2 separate regions of the Mus musculus genome follow, and region 1 is linked to region 2. The links are chromatin loops, found by intact Hi-C in ENCODE. Cell type or tissue: left cerebral cortex. All regions are shown on one strand.

Evidence for each region. A loop is a pair of places that touch in the nucleus more often than their neighbours do. Peaks named below come from ENCODE experiments on the same cell type or tissue, not always from the same donor. Only the 100,000 strongest peaks of a DNase experiment are listed, where the experiment ranks them.
Region 1: it touches region 2 in a loop (3-fold over the local background); 11 of 42 quality-filtered maps call a loop at or near these places.

The regions. Positions count from the first base shown.
Region 1 is chr13:73,717,024-73,719,523 of GRCm38, reverse strand. No RefSeq gene overlaps it. Among named protein-coding and RNA genes, the nearest start is that of Slc6a19, 17 kb to the right of the region's middle. In left cerebral cortex, a CTCF peak has its summit at 1,043 (motif pointing left); a DNase peak (open chromatin) is centred at 1,045.
Region 2 is chr13:74,290,902-74,293,401 of GRCm38, reverse strand. Ahrr (aryl-hydrocarbon receptor repressor) reads left to right here and starts at 1,071. Exons shown (of 11, transcript NM_009644.3): 1 at 1,071-1,171. In left cerebral cortex, a CTCF peak has its summit at 997; a DNase peak (open chromatin) is centred at 1,024; H3K4me3 peaks cover 486 bases.

The sequences.
Region 1 (2,500 bases), 570 kb after region 2:
CCTCTGGTACCCGAACATTTGTGTGGATATTACATGAGATAGTAAGAACAGAGACTTCCTCTTGGGGTACTTTAGAGCAAGATCTGACTTAGATTTGAAATCTCCCTCTTTCTCCCTGAATCTTCTGTCTGTTCATAGTCTGCAGTGTGTCTCTAGTTTGTTTGTTGTCTGTGTTTGACTCTGTTGTTGGTCCCTAAAAATGCCTTTGACCTTTATTTACTGAACACCACAGAAAACATGTTATGAAAAAGGAATGAGGAGCCCTTTTTAAAAAACAGAAATATTTAACAGAGGTTTACAAGAGAAGTTTCTTTACTGGTCCAGGACCGCACTAGAAACCTCACACTGATGCTATCAACCTACATCCACATGCTGCTTTCAACACTTATGTGATATTTGTTGCCTTTAAGGTTGATTTAAGTCTGTTGGTTACTTTCAGCAAATAATCAATTACCCCACCCCAACCCCCCCTCCATTCTGGGTCAAAGCATGGAAGACTACATTATTTAAAAGTAAAGTTATACATGTAGCTTTGGTTGTAAAAGTTGATTACATGGAGAATTTAAGGCATGGTAAGGTTGGTTACATTGTTTTTCTGAAGACATGTTATGCTTAAACTGGTTGAATACATAGTAGAACAGCAGATAGAATATACAATTTTAAATTACCTCAAGGTCTATTATCAACTTAGTTGCAAGGTTTGGAAAATGTTTAGTCTCCTCAAAGGCAAGAGGTATTTTCAGAAAAACATATTACACACACACACACACACACACACACACACACACACACACACACAATTTAAAAAAATCAACAAACTTTTTAAGCTAGTAACTTGGGCAGTCCATTTGACAAGAATTTCTCTAGGGAGTCTTCCAGTTCTAATTGCAAATGTTTCTAACTTATCTCTGGGTCTGTCACCTAATGAGAGACGGAAATTAGCCTGTTTGCCTCATTGGTGGCCTTTTCTTATTCTTAGTCCTAACAGCCTGCCTGATTTGTCCAAGGTGTTTTTAGGAAACAGTCGTGCAGCTATGCTGCCACCTTGTGGCCATGTTTGGAAGACATGCTTAACATAACTAGAAAAAGGGTGGGAAGAACTAGTGAGTGGTTGAAGCCAAGTCACATATGTGATATGGAACTGCACCAAGCACAAGTCACATATGTGAGATGGAACTGCACCAAGCACATTAGCTACAAGTGACTGTCATTCATCTCAGCCTGCACCACAGAGAAATGCCCAGGATGCACAAGGTGGATGGAGAGAAAGTCTGTAATACAAAAGTGAAGTTTAAAATATTTATTACATATTTATTTATTTATTTATTTATTTATTTATTTATTTATTTATTTATTTACTCTGTGTGTGTGTGTGTGTGTGTGTGAGAGAGAGAGAGAGAGAGAGAGAGAGAGAGAGAGAGCATGTACATGTGACACAGCTCAAGTGTGGAGGTCAGAGGACAGCTAGCTGGAATCAATTCTCTCTTTTACAGAGTGTGGAATTGAGATTTTCATTTATGCTGAGATGGATGATAATTCTTTCTTTCTTCTCTTTCCTCACATTTGATAGGAAGGCCAAGGTTTGAGCTTCTTCATGTTCTGCCGTAGATAAAGTGATCTAAACTGGAGAGAGACAACTCAGGGTTAGGCTTAGGGAAGGATGCCAGCCATATCTGAGCATTTATACTTTAGTAATTTTGCTGCCGAGAAGTCATCTGCTTTCAAGGTTTTTCTTAAACTTGAGCTTGGGGTTTTCAGAGCCAGAGGAGGAACATCACGTAAGCAAGAATGCATTTGCACTATTTCGGGGACCTTGTTTCAGGATTTCTTCTGAGGACCACCAACTCAACAAGGTCACCATAAGCCAAGCCAAACAGCAAAAATATCAGAAAGTGTGACCACTGAGCTCCCAGTATCCTTTCCCCGTCCTGTAGGCAAGTCTGTGGACCATTTTCTTGATTAATGACTGATGATATAGAAGAGCCCAGTTCTCTGTGGGTGGTGCTACCCTGGCCAGGAGGTCCTGGGATGTATAAGAAAGTAGTCTGAACAAACCATGAAGAACAAGACAGTAAGTAGTGTTCCTCAATGGCCTCTGCTTCAGTTCCTGCCTGCAAGTTCCTGCCATGGCTTCCCCTGACAATATATTGTAACGTATAAGCCAATTAAGCTCTTTCCTCCCTGTAATGGCTAATCTTGGTTGTCAACTTGACTATATCAGTTGCTCATCCATCCTTCTGCAGAGGCATTCCTTAGCTACTTTTGCCGACCTGGGAATACTATCAGTTGCTCTCACTTTTGGGGTGTTCCTCGTAGCTCAAAGCTCTGAACCTTCATGGAATCAGGATGTAGAACTCGTGGCGCCATCTCTAGCACCATGACACACTTCCTGCCATGACAGCAATGGACTAAATCTTTGAAACTATAAGCCAGCTCCAATGAAATGTTTTCTTTTATAAGAATTGCCCTCGTCATGGTGTCTCTTCACATCAATAAAAGT
Region 2 (2,500 bases):
TCTGTTGTCTGCCACGCAGAGTTGTTTACAAAATAGAGAACAGAACTGCCCTTATGTTTCCAGATTCTCTGACAAAACTCGCGAACTAGTTGTTCACGTTCAGAGCTGTGCACAGAAGAGGCAAAGTACCTTTTACTTCTGAGATCCCAGGGCTGGTCCCTTGTTCCCTTGTAGGGAAGAGAATGCCTTCAGAACAAACAGCCAGTTCAAATCTAAGGAGCAGAAGCAAGCAAGGGTACTTTGGAGGAACCCTAGCCAATGGACAGTGTGATACTCGGGTGCTTCCCAAGAGCCTGAAACGTGGGCAGGGTCAAAATCAGGACTGGGTGCCTAGGTGGAAGGTGGGAGGGACTGGATGAGGGGTGGGACATGGAGAGCAGACTGCCCACACGAAGAACTTCAGAGATTCCAGGAGTCTCTGAACCTTGTGCTTGTTAGTAAGAGTCACGATGCCTAGGCCAGGCGGGACAGCCGAATAGGTATGTTTAGGGCTGAGCCTATCCACCATGTGGTGTCCTGAAAAGCTTAGACGAGAATGTCCCCTGAAAGACCCCAATGTACCTAATATTTCTCATTCTTGGTAAATTCTGTGTCAGAAAGTAGCAAACTAATACTTTATGCTTTGCAAAGTATAAACATACTGTATCTTTAATCTTTTTTATTTTCCAAACAACTCTATAGCGCAAGAAAGGAGGAACACGCTAAGTCTTGGTTACCTATTCTGATCTCATTCTCTGGCCCCAGGGGCCAAGGGGCCCCAACCCACAGCTCCGCAAAAGGAAGGACTCCCTGGATTTTCTTAGGACCAGGTGGGATTTGGTGCACAAACTGGAGGCTTGCTCTGGGATCTCCAAAGGCCCGGGTAAAAACATATTTAGGCACAAAGATCACGGGTACCCGAAGAGCAAGCGGTGACACCCTATCCAGGCACTCAGACCCGGGGACCCTAAATATTGAAAGGGCGCGTGGCAGGCAGGGACAAGGATGTGCGTGCGCCCTCTGCCGCTTTTCCCTTGCGTCTGCCGCTTCGGGCGGGGCGGCTCGCGTGCTGGGGTGGGGCTTTCCTTCTCTAGTCTGAGGCCAGGTCCCAGAGATGAGAGAGCTGACAGCTCCTGGCCTCCGCGGCTCCCTCAGCGGGCGCGCCCGATCTTCTGCGCCCCGCCTGCCCCGGGTAAGTACTCTTGGACTTCACGGGGCTCTCTGGTCTTTGCCTCTGCTGTAGCCACTCTGAGATTGTCCAGCTTGGTCTGGGGCCCCTTCTGCTACACATTTTTGCATCTGGAGGGTCCAGAATTGCTGAAAGTGATGGGCACTCCAGGGGCTTCTCTCTTGGCATCAGACCTTTGAGGGAAGCCAGTCAGGTTCTTCAGTTTTGAGGAGTCAGTTTTCTCTTGACTTGGGTATCCTGTCCCCAAACTCCTTCACTCCCGAAAATGAGCCAGGGAATACCTGTCCCGCATTGGAGAGTCCTTTTGCCTTGGACCTAATGTCTTTTAGAAGTTTTTTGCAGATGATGGCAAGGGGGCTCCTCACAGGCCGCCTTAGCTATCCCTGGGACTGGAGCACCACGGGCACAGCCAGCGAAAGTGGCGCAGTAGCAAGCCCTTTCATGGAGATCAGAGGGCAGTAACAAGGGATTCACGCTTTGGAGGGACTTCCACCATTCCGGGAATTGTCCAATTAGTGGCACCAGAAATATTTGCCTTCTCCAATTTTGAGAAGCAGAAAATTACGGTGTATGGCTTCTTTCAGAAAGAGACAGGACCCTGGTGTTGCTGAAAATCTTAGTGGTACAAACCCTGGAGTCCTCGGCCTTGTGTTGCTTCCCCAGTCCCAGTTGGAGAGCTCTCTCTATTGGGGACAACTCTCGTTCCCCTCCCGGGGCTTCTCCTGGAAGGAGGTTCAGGCTTTGCACAGTTCTAGTACAAGGGTCCCCCCACCCTCCAAAAGGTCTATTTTTTGCAGCTGTTTCTACGGTTTGGATTCATGAGATCTTTCTCACTTTGGCTACCCTTGTCCGGGGTGCGAGGTGTAACTTGGCTCCTCAGGACTGTATCCAGCTAAACTTAGAGGCTCAACTCTAGGAGAAGCTTATGTGTACACCTTGGGTGATACCCCAGAGCTTGGGGGTACTGTACAGTGTAATTTAACTTCTCCTAGCCTGATCAAGGAACTCATAGTAGGAGACACTCTAGGCCTCAGAGTCTGGTTCACTTTTGCCCATCATGGGGAGTGGCCTGCCTTGGTATGAGACCCTGACGCAGTGAGCAGTGGCTGTCTTTTTTCATGAGCAGGGGCATGGCCAAGTGCTGATTATTCCAGACTAGGATACCTACTGAGCTAATCCAGCAGCCCTGTGAGGTGTCTATTGCCAACCATCTGATGATATTGTAATAGACCATTTGACTGTGTCTGTGCAGAACTGGCAGTATTTGTGTTCAGAACTAGTATATTCTTTCTACCTTGTGTTCCCAGTAACCCAACATGGCCTCAGGGTTAT